3 separate regions of the Mus musculus genome follow, and regions 1 and 3 are each linked to region 2. The links are chromatin loops, found by intact Hi-C in ENCODE. Cell type or tissue: heart. All regions are shown on one strand. Each heading gives the region's core, and the rest is flanking DNA. Links, peaks and the distances in the headings are about the cores only.

Evidence for each region. Peaks named below come from ENCODE experiments on the same cell type or tissue, not always from the same donor. Only the 100,000 strongest peaks of a DNase experiment are listed, where the experiment ranks them.
Region 1: it touches region 2 in a loop (5-fold over the local background); 2 of 42 quality-filtered maps call a loop at or near these places.
Region 3: a loop joins it to region 2, with 5 times the contacts of the local background. A loop is called at or near these places in 3 of 42 quality-filtered maps.

Annotation. Positions count from the first base shown.
Region 1 is chr16:21,784,514-21,790,846 of GRCm38, forward strand. It overlaps Ehhadh (enoyl-Coenzyme A, hydratase/3-hydroxyacyl Coenzyme A dehydrogenase), which reads right to left and starts at 3,321. Exons shown (of 7, transcript NM_023737.3): 1 at 3,194-3,321. The coding sequence starts at 3,267. In heart, for the core only: CTCF peaks have their summits at 4,317 and 6,196 (motif pointing left); a DNase peak (open chromatin) is centred at 3,358; H3K4me3 peaks cover 1,014 bases; H3K27ac peaks cover 924 bases.
Region 2 is chr16:22,261,648-22,269,445 of GRCm38, forward strand. Tra2b (transformer 2 beta) reads right to left here and starts at 4,358. Exons shown (of 9, transcript NM_009186.5): 1 at 4,094-4,358. The coding sequence starts at 4,129. In heart, for the core only: a CTCF peak has its summit at 4,370; DNase peaks (open chromatin) are centred at 3,734 and 4,374; H3K4me3 peaks cover 3,524 bases; H3K27ac peaks cover 3,132 bases.
Region 3 is chr16:23,103,312-23,109,644 of GRCm38, forward strand. It overlaps Eif4a2 (eukaryotic translation initiation factor 4A2), which reads left to right and starts at 4,157. Exons shown (of 11, transcript NM_013506.3): 1 at 4,157-4,509; 2 at 5,277-5,322; 3 at 5,408-5,540; 4 at 5,809-5,948. The coding sequence starts at 4,481. It overlaps Snord2 (small nucleolar RNA, C/D box 2), which reads left to right and starts at 5,642; the gene lies at 5,642-5,709. In heart, for the core only: a CTCF peak has its summit at 4,088; DNase peaks (open chromatin) are centred at 4,090, 4,440 and 4,940; H3K4me3 peaks cover 2,807 bases; H3K27ac peaks cover 2,509 bases.

The DNA.
Region 1 (6,333 bases), core at 1,334-6,333, 480 kb before region 2:
ATAGTAGTTAGGAAGAAACTGAACCTTCCCAGAATGGAGAAAAACATGATTGCCCTCTCTAACAAGGAAGGGTTTTAATTGTTGGGAAAAGAGAGTTAGACAATTTACAATACCTCATTCATGTAGAAAGAGATAGGTTCCTGCATAAAATTAGAAAGAGGGGAAAGAAGGTGGGAAGATGGGAGAGAGGGAGGGAGGGAGGGAGAAAAGCAAATAATAATAATAATAATAATAATAATAATAATAATAAGGTAGAAAACAAGTATGCTAAGCTGTTAAAGTTGGTGAACAATTTACCTAAAATTAAAGTTCAGAGGAAAACATGGGAACATGTAGGGTCTAAGAGAAAAAAAGATCTCCACGAGGCTGAAGCAAATACTGAGCAAGGGGACTACTGCAGGGGACTGACCACAGGCTACTCAGAGATACAAGGAGGTCCTAAAAGTGTGGAGTCATTTACAATACAATCTCCATTGCATTTACCTTAAGATTTCTCCTGATTGGGGAGGGACATAGCAGGCTAAATGCTAGGAACACACCAGAGAGTACCAGCAGGAGTGGTTGTGAGACTGTGGGACATTTCCCTCCTGACCTCTTGATGGACATAGTACTCAGGATCAGAGAGTTCAGTAGAATCCCTCTATCAAGTAATCCTATCAGTACATGAGCGCCCCACGTGGATACGGAGCCATATTGCTTATGCTTTCTTTGTGAGATCACGTGCTGTAGCCACTTCCTGGTTTCTGGGCTGAGATCAAGAGTGAGACTGGCATGATCAATAATTTGCTTCTGCCCTGCCCAAAGTAGCCAGTAATTTTTGCACATTATGTATTAATCAATGCCATCCTTCATATTAACATAAGTACAGTATTAAGTCAAGTGTGGTGGCACATACCTTTAATTCCAGTGATTGGGAGACAGAGGATAGTGGCTCTCTGCAAGTTCAAGGCCAGCCTAGTTCACATAGCTAGTCCAGGTCAGCCAGAACTACAAAGACGCTGTTACAAAACAAACAAACACAAACCCAAAACAACAACAACAAAAACCTCTCTTGGGGGCTGGTGAGATGGCTCAGTGGGTAAGAGCACCCAACTGCTCTTCCGAAGGTCAGGAGTTCAAATCCCAGCAACCACATGGTGGCTCACAACCATCTGTAACGAGATCTGACTGGAGTGTCTGAGGACAGCTACAGTGTACTTACATATAATAAATAAATAAATAAATCTTAAAAAAAAAACTCTCTCTTTTTTTTTTTTTTAGCCTCCATGAGTACCAGGGCATGTGATACACAGATATACTCTCAGGTAAAAGACCCATACACATAAAATAATAATAATAATTAAGTTTAAAAAATAAAATCTAATAACAGTGTGGTTTTAAATCTCAGTTAAAATGAACATGTCTCCTCTTTTCTGTTGTTTGTTTGTTTGCTTGCTTTTAAGATTTTTTTTTTTTTTTTGAGACAGGGTCTGAATAGATCAACAGTTCCTTCTGCCGCAGTCTCCTGAATGCTTCGATTCCAGGTGTGTGCCACCCCGGCATCTGTTTGGTTTTGCTCCAGCAGCTGGTGGTGGGAATTTTCAAATGGCCTATGTTTACTTTATTTATTCTGCTACTGTGCTGCTAGTTCCTTGGGATTGACGCATTCCCTCCCGAAGGGGCTAAGACTGGGGACGCTAAAGAGACTGACAGGGCACTGAAAGCTAAACACATCTACTGATGTTTAAGACGCCCCAGGAAGCTCAGAAACCTGTAAGTTTCATAAGATCCGTCTCCAAAGTTACAGGAGAGAAGCAATTGTGAGGAGGGGGCTCCTCACGAGTTGGGGTGGGCTTTCCAGGGGTTCCGTTGTTTCAGAAGCAACTATACTCTTGTAACTGACCTCAGTAAAGTCACTAATCTACCGAGCTAGACGTGGGTGGAATCCTTTACTTGGCCGGTCACAGATGCCCTCTCTCGGGTGAACGGTTAGTTGTTCTCATCCATTGTACAGGACTATTCTCCCAGCCAAACTGCTGCAAGTTTGGCTTGAGCCTGTTTGCCAAAGATCGCCAATGCTGGGCTTGTTGGTGGTAGACTTTCATAGAAGGACTGGACCAGAACACTCTGATTATCCAGCCACCCCTCTTTGCCCTAATTGTACCCTTGGGTCTCTAGGAAGGACTAGAGGATATAGGTAGGGAAGGATTAGGGGAGGGAGTTCTTTATTTATTTTTTTTTTCTTTAGTTTTTCGAGACAGGGTTCCTCTGTGTAGCCTTGGCTGTCCTGGAACTCACTTTGTAGACCAGGTTGGCCTCTAACTCAGAAGTGCTGCCTCCCGAGTGCTGGGATTAAAGGCGTGCGCCACCACGCTCGGCTGGGGAAGGGGTTCTTAACTGCCACGGGGAGTCATGATCTTTGCTGGGGAGGGCTGATTCCAATGTGGCAGTTCTAAAGTCACTCATGCTCCTGTCCCCGCCCTCCCCTCCCCCAACCTGCCCCCAGCGCACCACCCTGTTCTGAAAGTAAGCCTAAATCCATTGCATTGGTCCCCTGCAGAGTGAACAGGGCTGGAACTGTACCTAGGTTTGTCCTTTAGACTGTAAGGTCTCACCTGAGAAAAGGGTTTTAGCAAGGTCTCACCAGTGAAAATTATACAGTATCTGTCACAATCCTGTCCACCACTTCTGCAATGTATGGGTGACTCCTCCTGAGGCTAATATAGAATTATACTCTATTCGCCGGTGATATGGAGTGAACAGGGTAAATGAATATCATTTTTTCAAGAAGACAGATCTCATTTATAATAGTAATGTGCTAAGTGCATTGCACAGGAGGGCACTGCAGGTGGTGTAAATGAAACTTCAGCTTTTCAGAAAATACTATCCAGTAGGCCTCCTCTGACAGGGAGAGTTGACACTCAAGGCACTAAACTCTGCTTTTCTACGAGTCAGCTAACTATAGCTTTTGGCATCACAGAGACGCTGGGGTTGCAAGCCGGCAGTAAGGTTGCAGGAAGGGGTTCAAGCAGACACTTGCTGCATCAACCTCACCTTTGTAAGTTCCTGATTCGCCAGAACCAAACGTGGGCCTCGCAGTGAGGTCAACAGCTGACAGAAGGAAGGCCGGAGCCAGCTGCTCATTGGCCCGCCCTTCCAGCTGAGACAAGCCCCCTCCTAGACCCGCCACACCCCACTGTCCGGGCGGTGTTACCTGATGGCATTGACCGGTGGATTGCAGAGGCGGATCATAGCCAGGGAGTGGGGCAGCCTCAGATACTCAGCCATTTTCTCAAGGTATCCTGCGCCTCTGATGTCTGGGGCAGCCCGGGGCTCCTTTTCTGGGCCGCCCTGAGAGGAGGGGCGTGCTCTGAGCCAATGGGAGCCGCTGCTACCGCCTCCTGCCCCTTGCACTTCGTGCTCCCTGGGGCGGGCTGCGCTCCAAGGAGCGCGATCTTCCTATGCTTCCAAAGGGAATGTCCACAGGCAAGCCAAACTGCTGGGTCACACCACCAACGTCAATCACATGTTCACAAAACAGCCATTTACCAGGGCACGAAGCCCCGGCCTTCTCTAGTTCTGTCCCTCCTAAAGGCTGGGATTTTTCACAGTTCATCCAGGAACTGCACACATATTATGGGCTGGACGTAGGCTGCAGCCTGACAATAAACCATGCCTTGTCTCTTCCCTCTAAAACAGCCTGGGGCACGGTCCTTCCAGCTGCGCATGGCTCCTCTTGGTTGCCAAAGTCCACCAAGTGGACAGAAGACAGTGTGCAGGTTGACAAGTAAAACCGTACTTGTAAATCTTCACTGATGTTTCACAAGTTTTAACAATGTCTAAATATTATTTCTAGGAATGTTACTTCTAGGTATGGTGTCTAGGAGAAATCAGTCCCAGCATCCTAGGAACCTGAGCAGGTAGAGTTCAAGGTTTAATAGCACTGAGTGGCCTTATTACACCCCACCCCCTTGGAGCAAGGATCGATAATAAGCCCTCTTTGGAGTCATCTCAAGACACTTTATAATCTCCATCTGTAGGACTCGGTCACTGGCCATTAGGTTTGCACTTTTATTTTAATTGAGCACGGAACTTTCTGTGGTGTCTCCCACAGTGGGTTCTTGGTGAAGGCTTTAATATAAATCCATTAAATGGCTTGGATGTTTACAGTTGGCACCTCGGTGGGAGCAGAACCAGCGAAAGGCAAGTAAGGCATTTAGGGAACAAAGTTCAAAGGGCAGTTCCAATCAGGTTCTGCCAGTGCTCCTCAACAGCAAAGCCTCCTATCACTTAGTCCCTCTGTAAGTGGCAGAGGAATAGGGATACAGCTAGGTGGCAGCACAGTGGGTTCTCTTTTCCTAATGGTACAGAATTGTCTACAAGCATGGGTTCCAAAGTTGCTGAGTTCATGGATGCCAATTAAGCAGGTTCTACCGTGTTGCTGTGTGTAGATAGTCTTTTGATCTTCCATATCCTTCTATTTTACTTATTTTGTCTTACAAATGTAACCATACTTTTGGCTACGTTCCTGGATTACCTACTATCTTTCTCCACCCCAATCCCTTCCAACCCCACAACACTAGGTCAGTCAGAAAGAGAGTTAGAGGGAAAGGGGGCGTAGATCTGTTTAGACTACTTTCTGCTGATTAAGGGCATCAAGTTCCTTAGGGGCAAGTCCAGTCTTTGTCTTCAGGATATCCAATTTCTTCTTCTCATCTTTGCTCACAGCAACAGGAACCAGCAGCAGCAGCAGTGGTGGAGGCAGCAGCGGCAGCAGCAGCAGGGGGGCAGCAGCCTCCACAGCTTCTGGGTCTCTGGCATTTTTATACCCTTTCAAGAGTCCACAGAATTCCAAATGTAAACTAATTTTTTTTTTTTTTTGGCAGAATCACACCCCTGCCAGAGCATGAGACGAATCATAGTCAGCTGCTGTGAGAGCAACCCCATATTCCACACCTGGGACTAAAACAAAACATATTCACACACCATAACTGTTTTCAAAAAAGAAACAAAATTCTTACTACATACACAGTGCTACTTCATAGGATATCACTGTCTTAGGCAAGCACCTCACTCTTTCACTGTAGCAACTGTGTCATCTTACATCCTATGTTCACAGGGTATCTCAGGTTTGTTAATGCTTCAAAAAAAATCACTATAAGCCCTGAAACCACTACAGTGCCCAGAGGGTAAATGCTGAACTCTGTCACAAATACTGAGTTTTTGCCTGCTGGACCATGCAGGTCTCTAACTACTCGAAGAACAGGGTTGGCTATCTCTTACCATCTCCAGATCCTTATCCACTGAAAAGCTCAATCTGTTTTCTATCAGACAAGGATTCCTTGGTATAGTTTAAATTCAGTCTCATTGAAAGGAAGGAAAATATTCATGAGTCACTACTGACCATTATCATTTTAACTTTGCATTATGTAAGTTTTCAAGCGTGCACCAAAAGTAATAATATAATAAAACAACAATAACAGTATGTGGCCATTTTGATCATTGTTATCATCTTGTGTTTTACAGTAAGTCCGATCACAAAACCATAGTGTTTTGGCATTGGCTCTGCTGAACACGGTGTTATGGTACTACAGTGGTTCGAGCCTGCAATCCAAATATGCAGGAGGTAGAGGCAGGAGGATCACTGTGAGTTTGAGACCACCCTGGGCTATATAGATGAGGCCTCAAAACAAGCAAATAGGGCTTGTGAGATGGCTCAGTGGGTAAGAGTACCCGACTGCTCTTCCGAAGGTCCAGAGTTCAAATCCCAGCAACCACATAGTGGCTCACAGCCATCTGTAACAAGATCTGACTCCCTCTTCTGGAGTGTCTGAAGACAACTACAGTGTACTTACATATAATAAATAAATAAATCTTTAAAAAAAACAAGCAAATAAGGATGATGCAATGGCTTTCTCTCCATTCTTTCTAAATTCCTCTCTATTGTTTCATCTAAGCCCACTCATGCTTTAAAAAGAAGTTCTTTTAATAGGTAAAAGGGCAGGACAATAGAGGTGGAGAGAAAAGCCTAGACCTATGCCTGTAATTTATTTACTTTTTTACTCATTCAGCAAATGTTTAAGACCTATCAGCTCCCAAAGTCTTGGGGCACTCAAATGTAGGTAATAGTTCAGTAGGTCAAAGGAGAGAAGGGGTTGAGGAGGGGAGCAGAGGAAAACAGAGACCGACTGACACTTTACCTCCTGACATCTAGTGGTCACAGTGGTAAATTTTACTCTTTTTCCTGTGACACAGAGTACCATGATGTTTGTTCAGGAAAGATTTTTTTTAAAAAGAGGTGAAGTGATTTATTTAAGGTCATAAGGCTGCTAATGTGGATCCATTTTGAGGAAC
Region 2 (7,798 bases), core at 1,688-6,687:
AATTAACAATAAAACCCTGGACACATACACCATAGCTCTAATCAATGACTTGGCCAAATTACAAAGTCAAGGTTAAAAGTATTCATTTTTAGCATGTTTGTGGTTTTGCTGAAAAGGAAAAAAAAAAAAAAGGCTGTACAAACAAGACAAATTCCTCTTCAAGTTTTCAGCAAAACCAGTAGTACTTACCTTGTAAAATCATTTGTAACTTCGCCTTGAAAATACCACTTTCTATTTTAACAATAGCCACAATATTAACAGGCATTCTTATTTAAGCCAAAGAAAACAATTCCAGTTTCAAGAGACTTATACCTGTCTAGTCAGCAATGAAAAAAGTATGCAAACAATTTTCTTAAACTTGCCACATTAATTGAACCCTCTGTTAATGAAAACTGTGTGTAAAGCCAGAATTATTTTAGAAATAAATGTTTTAGTTTTAAAAACGAGAATTTAGAGTTAAGGGATAAAAGCAAGGAATATACAAAGGTATCTATCACAGGATAGATAAACTGCAGAATTTGAAAGGCAATTGGATGGGGTGGTGTCCCGAAGCTACTACTTGATTCAGATGGCTTATGTTTCAAGCACACTCTCTACACAGCTACTACCGTACCACAATATTTGCTAATTCCAAACTTTTCTTTAACCTCTTGGCTACTACAGTCATAAAGTAGCCTAACAAAAATTTTAAATTATCTAGCTTGTACAATCCTTAGTTTCTGGCTTTTCAGGACAAAGACTCAAATTCACAATCTCAAAGAAGTTAGAATTTTATGCTAAGTGGACCATCAAAATGAATAAAAGCCTCACAGCCTATAATGGAACTATTACTGGGTTTTCAAATATTAACACCAATATTACTTTACATTGAGTGGCAGTGTTTTTCCTTCAAAGAAAAGGTGCTTTACAAAATGAATAATTTAAAAGTACTAGAAGCAGCCAGGTGCGGTGGTGCACGTCTTTAATCCCAGCACTTGGGAGGCAGAGGCAGGCGGATTTCTGAGTTGGAGGCCAGCCTGGTCTACAGAGTGAGTTCCAGGACAGCCATCCAGGACAGCCAGGGCTATATGGAGAAACCCTGTCTTGAAATTCCAAAAAAAAAAAAAAAAAAAAAAAAAAATTACTAGAAGAGATTTTAATTACACCAACTTTAAAATAAGTCAGAAAAAAACCACTCAACTCAATAAATACTACAGATAGCAAAGAATGAGAACATACTGCAACGGAGCTAACATCCATCCAATAAATTTTGTGACCAAACTAAACACTATTTCACACAATCAGTCTGTTTAGGAAACAACCTTGAAAGCCTAAAGGGTTTGAGGGAATCCAGAAGTGTGGCAGTGTCCACAGGAAGAGAGGTAGTCACTACTGAGATTCCAGGGAGCTTAACAATTTATACCATGTACATTATCAACTCCAAGGGTCTAGAAGTCAATGAAACTCATTTTCAGGTTCCAGAGATAGGTGGTTATACCAGGCATATCTAAGGCAATTACTTTGAACATGACTTTTACACTTATAATAAAAGGGAGGGTGAATCTGATAATCATCAGATCTGGTCTTGCTATGTTTGTGTATAAGGAGGCTACATGGCAGGCAAGCAATCTGAGTTACACAACCAGTCCTTAAACTACCCCTTATTCCTTTGGAGGAAAATGTTCAGTCTTACTAAATAATTTACCCAGATATCTTGAACTCTGAATCCTATCCAGGATAAGCAGCTAGGATTTACAAACCTGCAACACTCTGCCCAGCTTACCCTGAAGTATTTTTAAACCTCATCTCTGAACTTTTGTTTTGGCAAGCCTTCTTGAAAAAAGTTCAGCTAAATGTTTCAGTTTTCCACTCATCCCAAGATTTCAATTGAAAAGCAAAAAATTAAATTAAAAACAGGGCTGGAGAATTGGCCCAGCAGTTAAGAGTACTTACTGACTTTAGGAAGAGCAGGGTTTGTGCCCCACTACCCACCACATCAGGTAGCTCAAAATTGTACACATGGCCCAAAAAGGGGATCGTGCACACACCTCCAGGAGTTTTTAACCTCAGTACTCAGAAACCAGAGGCAGGAGAATCTCATGAGTTTGAAGCCAGCCAGCCTGGTATACATAATTTGAGTTTACCTCAATATTTGAGGTAAATACAATACAGGCAGAGCTACAACAAAGTCTCTAAAAACAAAAAATTTGAGTTTAAGTATTACACAACTTTCAAGTTTAGAAATAAATCAGAAAGTCGATTTTTAGTACTTTTTCCCCCCAATTATTTCCAATTAAGTAGTCAGGTCAGCAGGATGTGTTGATTCACACCTTAAACCACAGCATTAGGGAGGCAGAGGCAGGCAAACGCCTGGGGTTGAGACTAGCCTGGTCTACAGAGCTAAGTTCCAAGACAGGGACATAGAGTAACTCTACCTCAAATATTGAAAATCACCAGAAGGTGCATCTTACTAAAAACAAAAAAACCAAACCTCTAACAGGAGTAACAATTTCTCAGCTCTTTCAAAATGGTACCCACTTTCATTCAATTGCTTTTTTTCTCCCTTGAGTAATGTGACCCACAGCTAATACTAGGAAAAATTTCCACAGGTATGATGATGCATACCTATTTAGTCCCAAAGCAACAACAAAAAACTATTTGCTTTTAATTCTAAACAGACTAACTTCAACTTCGGAAGGCAGGCTCAACATCGTAAGGTACATGTGGGTGAAATTAGGAGCTCAAACAATACGAACTTACAAGTTGGGATGTAGTTTAGTAGTAGGGGCTTGCCCATCACTGAGACTAGGTCCCATTCTCCATTATCAGAAAAACAACATTCTGTCCCACTCCCCCATCGCTTTCTTTCCTTAGGTAAAAGGCACGCACTGGTTGACACTGAACTTTAAATTGTCTTAGGGACTCATCTCCGTATATAAAAGATTACATCCGTTCAAATTACTCTTTTTGGGTTCAAGTTCACCATGGAAGTCCAAGAATGCTCTCTACCAAACCGTCAAAGGCCTTTTAGAGTTTACTAACCAAAAAAATAAACTGTGAACTAGTGGTTAAGTGTTCCTGTGAACTTTTTGCGAAAATAAAAACGTTAGTACAGGAAGGGCAAAACAGCCATTCTTATGATGCTTGTAAGCCGTTTCCAAACTGCAATTACCTGTTCACTGAGCCCTGGACTTCCGCATCTTCACGTGACAGTTTTTAATCTAAACTCTACAGCCACGCCACATGCGCCTCATTTGTTCAGCTTTGGGGCTGGGTCTAGTCCAGGCCCATTGTATACAATCTAATCAACCTCTACCGATTTTCACCCTCTGGGAGGTGGAAGCTTAAAAATAAAATCCCGTCGACTTCAGAGTTTAATAGCGCCATCAATTGTCGCCAATGGTTTCTCCTTCCCAAGTCCCCCCAGGGGTAGGGAGGCTCTATACAACAACGCCTAACGACCTTGCGTTCTATTCCAGTAAGCTCTCAACAATGGGAGAAACGCTGTAGCACAAAGCCCTCCAACTAACGGGGCCCCCAATCCCCCTCAGCCGTTTCCGTCTCCAGATGCTCCAAGAGCCCCCTACAGCTAGCTGTCCCTTACCGGGACCAGGAGGCCCTCCATCAACCGAAAAGCATCAGTCAGTCCCCATAGGCTCCCGGCCACACGTGGCTTTTCTCCGCTTCACCCTTGGACCCCGGGTGGCGAGGCGGCAAAGCCTGGCTGCAGGGAGCGGCGGCTCCGCCATTTTGTGCCTCTGGCAGCGCGCCCGGCCCGCGAGCCCAAGATGGCTGCGGCGCGGCTTCGCAGGAGAGCAACGGCGAAAGAAGATACCGTTCCCATCCCCCAACGCCGACGGACGCCGCGGCCATCTTTAGCCTCCCCCCGCCCCGTAACGGGGGGAAAGGAAAAAAAAAAAAAACGGTCGTGGCGGGTGCGAGGCACACAGCCCGCCCGCGGCCTCCCTCCGACGAGAAGCGCCGGCCACCAGGCCCTCCGGCGCCCCGGCTCCCTCCGCACGTCAGGCTCCCGACACCCGGCTGCACCGGGCCGAGAGGCCTAGAAGAAGTAGCAGGGTGGGGACCGCGGCCGCCCGCGCAACTCCGCGCTTACCCGCTCGCCGTAGTTCTGCTCGCCGCTGTCGCTCATGACTCCGGGTCGCTGTCACCGCTACGGGCCTTTCCTGAAGCTGTCAAGCTCCCGCCTTCCTTACAGAGGCTCCGCCGCAGCCTAGCGCGACGCCACACTTTTGCGAGGAGCTCGAAGCCGACACGCTCCGCACCACCTCCGCACCGGTCTAACACTGCCGGATGTGACGCCACGCTCTTTAACCTGGTCCCACCCACTCCCCCGAAGGCGCGCTTTCCTGGCCCCTCCCACTTCGACGCGCCTTCCAACCGCTTTCTCCTGCAGGGGCGCTTCCCAAACCGGACGTGACGTCTACCTTACCGCCCTGCCCCTCCCCTCCCCTAGTACCCGGCCACAGCGTGGCGGGAAAGTGTGCGCCTGCCTTTGGGCGTCTGTTGTGGTCTCCTCGGGACACCGTGATGTCCGTAGCCTTGCCACACTCGTTTCTGGAACCTTCTAGAGAACCGTCCTGGGTGGAAGAAGAGAAGAGATGGTTGTACATTCCTCCATGCCTTTGTTCTGTCTCACTAGTTTCCTCTCCTTTTGTTCTCTCATGATCTAGGAGAGAACACAGCCACACACTGGATTCTCACCTCCCGTTTATTTAGACTTAATTCTAGAGCTTTCCTTCCTAAATAAAACCTCCATTTAAAACTCTCGCAATTTAAACCGGGCATTAATGGTGCATGCCTTTAATCCCAGCACTAAAGAGGCAGAGACAAGCAGATCCCTGAGTTTGGGGACAGCTTGGTCTACACGGAGAAACCCTAGCTCAAAGCAAACAAACAAATTGAGGTTTGAGACAAAGCCTCATTGTGTTGCCTGGGTTGACCTTGAACCCACCGTGTATGTTATATAGCCTAGGCTGATGTTAGGAATGTATTAACCCTTCTGGGTCAGCCTCCCAAATCCTGGGATTATAGTTATGAACTATCAATCCTATGGCCTGGTGTGGTAATACACGCCTTTAAGGCGGATCTCTGTGAGTTCCAGGTAAGCCGAATATACAAAGCGAGTTCCAGGACAGTCAGGATTACACAGAGAAACCTGGTCTCATTCCCCACCCTGACTCCCACCTGGGGAAATGGAAAGGAAAGAAAGAAATGGAGAAAGGAAAGCCAGGCAGGGTGGTGCACACTTGTAATCCTTGTAATCGCAGCATGAGAGGTGAGCCCAAGGACAGTTAGCTGTTTAAGGCCAACCTGGGCTACATGAGCGGGCCCCCTTCAAAAAGTGACACAAAACAGAAAATAATTCAAGAGAAACGGGCCTGTAGTAATGGATTTCTGTTTGGGAGAAGCCGCCTGCCCTCTAGCCTCTAAGGATAGCATGAAAGAACACTGAAGATATCTATAGAAAACCATGCCAAATGAGTTCTTGAGATGAATACCATTTTGACAGTCTTCTTGTTTGGTTTGGTTTGGTTTTTTTTTTTTTTTTTTTTTTTTTGGTTTTTCGAGATAGGATTTCTCTGTGTAGCCCTGGCTGTCCTGGAACTCACTCTGTAGACCAGGCTGACCTTGAACTCAGAAATCAACCTGCCTCTGCCTCCCAAGTGCTGAGATTAAAGGCATGCACTACTGCCCAGCGACAGTCACATAGCTTCCGTGAATATTCTGAGCTACAGGATGATCCAACACTCGCAGTTTCAATGAATAAAACAAAAGCTAATTAATGAAAGAACTGTAGTTAATCTGGCCAGCCCAGCTTTACACAGTCACCAACCACGTCATCATTTCAACGTGAGCTCATGTCCACCAGATGGTGTCAAGCCTCAACAAGACCAGACAGCCCTGGGCAGCAGCTCCACATCTGGCCAACATTACTAGTGCCAGCTACTAGTTCCAACAGCACTAGCCAACATCAGCTCCCTAATATTTACTGTCTAAGTTTTCTTCTTCCTGTACTATGGATCGAACCCACAGATTTACCATTCCAGGCAAGCACACCACAACTGTACTGTGACCTCCGTCCCTCAGTTACATACCCTTGCTTTTTTTTGGGGGGGGGGGCTGTCAAGACAGGGTTTCTCTGTATAGCCCTGGCTGTCCTAGAACTCACTTTGTAGACCAGGCTGGCCTCGAACTCAGAAATCCGCCTGCCTCTGCCTCCTGAGTGCTGGGACTAAAGGTGTGCGCCACCACACCCGGCTATACCCTTGCATTTTTAAGCTGCAGATATTCTGGATCACTTATTACTATGGTTTTCCCATTAGAGTTGGGTGTGGTGGCACACCTATAATCCCAGCACTTGAGGAATAGGGGCAGGAGAATCAAGAGTCCAAAATTAGAGCCAGAGGTGGTGGTGCACGTCTTTAATCCCACCATTTGGGAGGCAGGGGCAAGCCAGTTTCTGAGTTGAATGCCAGCCTGATCTACAGAGTGAGTTCAAGGACAGCTCAGGGCTACACAGAGAAACCCTGTCACAGGGTGGGTAGGTGGATGTGGAAGAATAGTTTCCTGGAGGTAATGTCATGGAAATGTTCCTCACTGTTCACAGTTGCCAAATTTTTTCAAATTTTCTTCATGGAAATTTGATGGGGGTGTTGGTATTGTTTTACATTTGTTCTTTCAGGTTGTGTGTGTGTTCAAAAGAGTGCACACATGAATCAGATCCCATTACAGATGGCTGTGAGCCACCATGTGGTTGCTGGGACTTGAACTCAGGACCTCTGGAAGAGCAGTCAGTGCTCTTAACCACTGCGCCATCTCATCATCCCCCAACACCTAGTTTTTGTTTGGTGTTTTTTTCAAGACCAGGTTTCTCTGTGTACCTTTGCCTCCCATGGAACTCACTATGTAGCTCAGGCTGGCCTTGGACTGAGATCTCCCTCTCACGTGCTAGAATTAAAGGCATTTGCCACCAGTGCCAGGCCCACGTGTTCTTTTGAGATAGGGTCTCTCCTGGATTCTGGGGCTTACTGATCAGACTAGCCCGGCTATCCTGCAACTGCAGCACTGACTATAAACCCTATAAACCGTCATCATCCCATATTTTTAATATGGGTTTGTTGTTGATTTTTTTAAGATATTGTATTAGAGGGCACTGGCGAGATGGCTCATTGTTCTTCCAGAGGACCCAGGTTCAGTTCCCAGCACCCACATGGCAGCTTGCAACTGCCTAAAACTCCAGTTCCAGGAGATTAATGGTCTCTTCTGTAATCCACAGATACTGTATGCACATGTGAACATAAAAACAAGCAGACAAAACACTCATGCACAGACAAATATTCAAAAATAAATAAATGAGCATATGTATACAACAACTATTTTGTGGATTTTATCCTTACTGGGACAAAATACCTTGCAAAGACAATATAAGGAAGGAAAGGTAACTGTGTGGTGGCTCAGGTTCAAAGGTATATTCACCATGGTGTGAAAGTCATAGTGGCAGCAACTGAAGAGGCCTGGTCACATTTCCTTGTTACCCAGAAGCTAAGAGATGAATACTTAGGTCATTTTCTCATTTTTATGCAGTCTGGGCCCAAACACTTGGATTAAGAGTTGGCCTTTAAACTCAATGTAGAAAACTTCTCATAGCCTTGCAGACTCTTGACTCATGGTGATTCTAAGTCTTGTGTTGACCAAGGTGTCATTACAATAACTAGCTTCTCTTTTTCCAACTCTAGACTTGCCTCTCAATTGCATAGTAACATATTACAGAATGAGATGGTTAGGGAAACTGCCTTCC
Region 3 (6,333 bases), core at 1,334-6,333, 840 kb after region 2:
CGGGACGGGAGCCGGGCGTGGTGGCACACGCCTTTAATCCCAGCACTCAGGAGGCAGAGGCAGGCGGATTTCAGAGTTCGACAGAGTGAGTTCTGCCAGGGCTACACAGAGAAACCCTGTCTCAAAAAACCAAAAAACCAAACCAAAACAAAACAAAACAAAACAAAAAACAAACAAAAAACGGGACGGGACGGGATTCACAGTTTAAACTTCTGAAATACACTTGACTTATGCACTGCTCACCTGAAATATCTTTGTTTTAAGGGTACATGGGCTATGATGGGGAATACCTATAATCCTGGTACTTAGTTCAGGGTCATTCTGGGCTGCATGGGGAAATTAAATTCAGGTTTTCAGGCTTGGCAGCAAGTCCCTTAACCCACTGAGTGGTCTTGGCCCACAAATGCTTAGAAGTTATTGTGAAGAACATGAGAGTAAATGCTACCTTCTAAATGACTTTGGGAAACATTGCTACACACACACACACACACACACACACACACACACACACAGAGAGAGAGAGAGAGAGAGAGAGAGAGAGAGAGAGAGAGAGAGAGAGAGTCTGTCCTCTAACTTGCTCCAGCAACTGAATAATACAAAGAGGTAGGCAGCAGTAGCCTACCCATTCTTACCCAGCGTGGGTAAGAGATTAAGAGAGCAGCAGGTCTTAAGAGAGTAGCAGACTAAGACAGGCTGTGTCTTAGTCAGGGTTCTACCGTTCATGAAACACCAGGGCTAACAGCAAGTTGTGGAGGAAAGGGGTTATTTGGCTTATACTTCCACATCATTGGAGGAAGTCAGGACAGGAACTCAAATAGTTTCAACCTCAAACTCCAGAACCTGGTGGCAGGAGCTAAAGCAGAGGCCATGGAGGAGGGCTGCTTATTGGCTTGTTCCTTATGGCTTGCTCAGTCTACTTTCTTATAGAACCCAGGACCTCCAGCCTAGGGATGGCACCACCCACAATGGGCTGGCCCTGGAGGAAAATCACTAATTGAGAAAATGATTTATAGATGGTTCTCATGGAGACATTTTCTCAACTGAGGTTCCTTCCTCTCTGATAACTTGAGCTTGTGTCAAGTTGACACACAAAACCAGATAGTTTAGGCTGTGAACTTATTAAACAATAAACATGAGTAGTAAAATAGGTCTGAGCCAGGTGTGGTGACACACGCCTTTAATCCCAGCACTGGGGAGGCAAAGGCAGGTGGATTTATGAGTTTGAGGCCAGCCTGGTCTACAGAGTGTGTTCCAGGACAGCCAGGGCTATACAGAGAAACCCTGTCTCAAAAAAACAAACAAAAACAAAAACAAAAAGGTCTGAAAATATACATAAACAAAATTTTGTGGACCAACTGATTATGAAACTGCTGTTTCATTTTTGTTATTTTACTTTTATTTTATTTTGCTTTTGTGTATGGATGTTCAACAGTGGCTGGCCTAGAACTTTTTATTTTAGAGCAGGCTAGCTTCCAACTCAGAGTTTCACCTGCCTCTGTCTTCCAAGTGCTGGAATTAAAGGCATGTGCTGTGCAAGGCTCTATTTAATTTTTGGTGTTTTTTTTTTTTTTTTTTTTTTTCCGAGACCGGGTTTCTCTGTGTAGCCCTAACTGTCCTGGAACTCACTCTGTAGACCAGGCTGGCCTCTTTTTGTTTTTGTTTTTGTTTTTCGAGATAAGGTTTCTCTGTATAGCTCTGACTGTCCTGGAACTCACTCTGTAGAACAGGCTGGCCTTGAACTCAGAAATTCACCTGCCTCTGCCTCCCCAGTGCTGGGATTAAAGGCGTGTACCACCATGCCCCGTATTTGTTTTGTTTTTAAGCAGTATTTATGTATTTCAGGGGGCTCTTGCCCATGCTCTAGCCCAGGTGCACCTTGAACTTGTGATTCTCTTGGCTCTGCCTCTTGAGTAGGTAAAATCACAGGCCTGTGGCTTGGTTAAGATTTTTTTTTTTTAATTACCATTTGTAGTATAACTGGTCTCACACATTCCAAGATTATTAAGGAACATTTATATTTATATAAACATTCATTCATTTACTTTTGAGATACAGTTTCTCTGTGTAGCCCTGGCTGTTCTGGAATTTGCTCTGTAGGCCAGGTTGGCCTCAAATTCAGAGATCCCACTGCTTGCACCTCTACCTCTGCCTCACAAGTGCTGGGGTTAAAGGCTTGCACCACCACTGCCTGGCCACTAAGAGTATTTATAGTTAACTTTGATAAGGCTACTTTCAGATGATAGCTGAGTATCCTTATATTGGTGTCAACTCCATCTATACAGACTTACAAAACCTTAAGAATCTATGCTTTATTTTTAGCTCATGAGTTACTTGGTGCTATTTATGCTGTGAGAACAGGATAAGCACAGTGTTTACTGGAAACACCTCATGGGGGATGGAGACTTTGATTTATTATCTTCTAATTTATTATTATTATTATTGTCATTTTTTTCCAAGACTGGGTTTCACTATGTACCTCTGACTGTCCACTATGTAGACCAGGCTGGCCTTGAAACTCATAGAGATCCATCTGCCTCCATGAGTGCTGGGATTAAAGACATGTGTGACCATACTCAGACTATACTTTTTAAATACAAAATGTCTTCCACAGTTATAGTCTAAAGGTTAGCCTTAAATATTTCCTCTTAAGGGACTTAGGAAAATCCTCAGGGCATGTAATGACAGTACTAACCATAACGAAAACATCTGTTAGGCACATGTAGTCTTCCTCAGAAAAACTGAACTTTGTTGAGTTTCTTAGATCAGGAAGTATTATTTATTTTTATTTTTATGGCAACTTTGAAAGAGACTCTACACAGGATGGCCAATCCATTTTGTCACTCACTCACTTGTCCCTTGAGGCAAGGTCTCATTATATAGCCCTTGCTGGCCTGAACCCTCTAAGACTTGCAGGGATCCACGAGCCTCCACTTCCTGAGTGCTAGGGTTAAAAGTCCATGTCACCACACCCGGTCTCTATTTTGTCATCATTTTGTAACAGTTTCTGACACAATAACTTCCAAATAAGTACAGGTTTTATTTTTGAGTAAGGATAGCACATAGGGCTGGCAAGATGATTCAATGCTGGCCTTAGGGCATGCTGACCTAAGTTCCATCCCCAGGACCCACTTGTGGGATCCAAGTAGTAGGAGACGAATCAACTCCTAAGAGTCGTCCGTTGACTTCCACGCGCTGAGGTGCACACTCAATAAATAAACAAATACAATTTAATCTAATTTAATCTTTTTAGAGCCAAATACTTTTCGTAAATTACCAAACTGAGCCTTTTCCTTCTCTGGTTAGTCAGTCTTTGGTCTTCTGAATTAATGAGAAAAATTTTTGAGTGTTCAGGATACTTTCATATTTTAAAATTCAAGGATTAAATATCTTATATTTTTTTGCAAGGGGCTCGAGTTGTGGCTGACTGGAAACGTCTAGGCTTATGCAGCCATGCAAGTTTATTACGAGCAATACGAACTATATTGTCTCAATTTCAGTAAGGCAATATTAGATGATTAAAATCGTTTTTGTTTTTTGTTTTTGTTTTGTTTTACCAGAAGAGACAATCAGCTCTTGAAGTGCTAGGGCTGAGTCTGCCAGAAGCACCCATTTACATTTCTGTGTTACAAAGAATGACAGGTCCTTTGCACAAGTTGGTAGTGATTCTATCAGTCATTTCTCGCACCTGTTAGGTTGAAATTATTAGCATTATTTTTTAAGCCAGAGCTGAAGACGACCGACCAGAAAGAGATGAAAATCGAATCACCACCCTAGGGACATCTGTTAATGATACTACACACTGTGCTTCTCGTCTTACAAAAATAGAACTGCAAACTGGATTTCCTAGGATGTGCTGGGTGGCCGACATTTTCCGTGGCAGGGGTTTCACACGTTCCAGATCTGAATGGATATTAAATGGCTGGGCGAAATGCCAGGTAGCCCTTTCCTGTCACATTAAACAGCAGTGAGAACGGGCGGGGTAACCCTATTCTGTTCCGGCACGGAACGCGGTGGCTCGGACCAAGGGCACGCTGACGCGCAGGTAGCCCGGAGCTGCGTCCTGGAGACGCCGCCCGCCAGCGAACAGCGCCACCGGCTTCCGCCCTAAGCGCCCAGGGCTCCGCCGGCCTCTGCGGCAGGGCCGCGGAAACCCCGTAGGAGCAGGGCGGCCGAGGAGCGCGGCGCGCGGTCGCGCTGCTGCAATATTCTTCCGCCGAAAGCAAAGAGTCCCAGACCCGTTCCCGATTCGTGGATCTCCGGGAACGCTGTAATACCAAGTAATAGTGAAATGTGGATTTTGTCATCGACTCCTGTAGGGCTTCACCTCCGGTAACAAACTCCAGGAGTACAATTTTGTGGCTTCCGAAAGGGGAATAAGGAAATTCCTCCGCGAGAAACGGGTTCCGGCCGCGAGCCTATAAAAAACGGGCGGCGCCGTCCGCCTGTCTTTTCAGTCGGGCGCTGAGTGGGTTTTCGGATCATGTCTGGTGGCTCCGCGGATTACAACAGGTACGGCGCTCCCGGGGCGGCCGGTGGCCTGTAGTCAAGGTCACTAGGACCCGCGTTGAGGTGGGTTGCTTGGCGGCCACACTGCAGGTATGCGGGCTTTTTCTTAGGGCACACACTTCTCCTTGTGCCCTTCGAGAAGCTTCCATGATGGTAAGACTCCAGATGTTGGGGAGACAGGACGGATACAAGAACGGAGTATTAAGGATGCCCTTTCTTAGGACACATTGTGACATCTTGGCTGCTGCCCCTCCCCGTACGGGATATGGCAAGCGGAGCCGTGGCGCAGACTGCTTAGGGGCGGGTAACCGGGACCCGAAGGTTTATTGGCGGCCAGTGGCGCGAGCTGGCGTTCTTAGGGTTCTGTCGAGATGGGAGATTGGACGGCCAGGGGACGATCACCCTGGACCGTGAAACGGAGCGACGGAGCCGTTGGCATGGACCTGCCTGGGCCTTTCGGCGTCAATCACGCCGGCTTGCGCAGAGTTAGGGGCGGAGCTCGGCGCGCGGAGCACTCGCGAGAGCTTCGCTTCCCAAGCGGGAGGGCCTGGTCCTAGGGCACTGAGTAAAGGGGCGTCTATACTTAGGGGTCCAAGTCCCAAGCTGTTGGGGAGGGCGAATGGCGCTTCGCAGCATTGCGGCCGGTTTTGAGGCGTTTTCAGCAGAGCACAGGGGCGCGGAGGGGAATGAGGTACGGGGTGGAAGGGCCCTTTAAGGGTCTCTGCGTGGCTTGGAAGCAGTATGTCTAACTGCAGTGTTGTTGTCAGCAGAGAACATGGCGGCCCAGAGGGAATGGACCCCGATGGTGTCATCGAGGTAAGGAGTGGGTGTGGACGTTAAAGGTTTGGAAAGGTACATTTTTTTTTCATGTCTTATTCATAGTTTCATTATTAACTTACAGAGCAACTGGAATGAAATTGTTGATAACTTTGATGATATGAATTTAAAGGAGTCCCTTCTTCGAGGCATCTATGCATATGGTTTTGAGAAGCCTTCAGCTATTCAGCAAAGAGCTATTATCCCTTGTATTAAAGGTAAAACTCTATTGCCGTTAGGATAAGTGCTCTGCACATACATGGACCGGAAAAGGGAAAGTGACCTTTGGGGAAGTACTAGCACCTGATTGTATTCCTTAAAGTGAAATGATGGCAAATCATCTTTCGGGACTGACCTGAAATGAAGAGAATACTCTTGCTGATCACTTATGTGGGCGTAACTTTATGTTCCAACTGGAATACATGGTGTATAGTAGAAGTAACGATTTGATGTGGGATCGGTAAATATGTATCCTACTTTTTTTAGGGTATGATGTGATTGCTCAAGCTCAGTCAGGTACTGGCAAGACAGCCACATTTGCTATTTCCATCCTGCAACAGTTGGAGATTGAGTTCAAGGAGACCCAAGCACTAGTATTGGCCCCCACCAGAGAACTGGCTCAACAGGTATTGATAGTGTAGTTCAAAAAACTGCTTGCGTGTTGCATAGGTTTCAGGTTTCACAACTGTGAAGAATTTAAAATTAAAACGTATAAATTGTCCTAGTCCTGTGAGAGCCCCCATTTTAATTGTCCATGCATGCAGGGAGTTTTGTTGAAAGCTAAGCAGGAAATGGGTATTGTAGGTATGACTTTAGGGATTGATTGCACCTCAACAGTTAAACCCATAGGTTTCTCAGGGTGGATTATATCTGTACCCATTTAAAATTTGGAATGCAGTTGTGCAACATGAAAACTGCAGTGACATGTTAAACATTTGACTGTCTCAGTAGTTTGTGATGCATCTGTTGCATGCTATGTTTTCAAAGCACTGCTATATTGGCTTTGAAGTA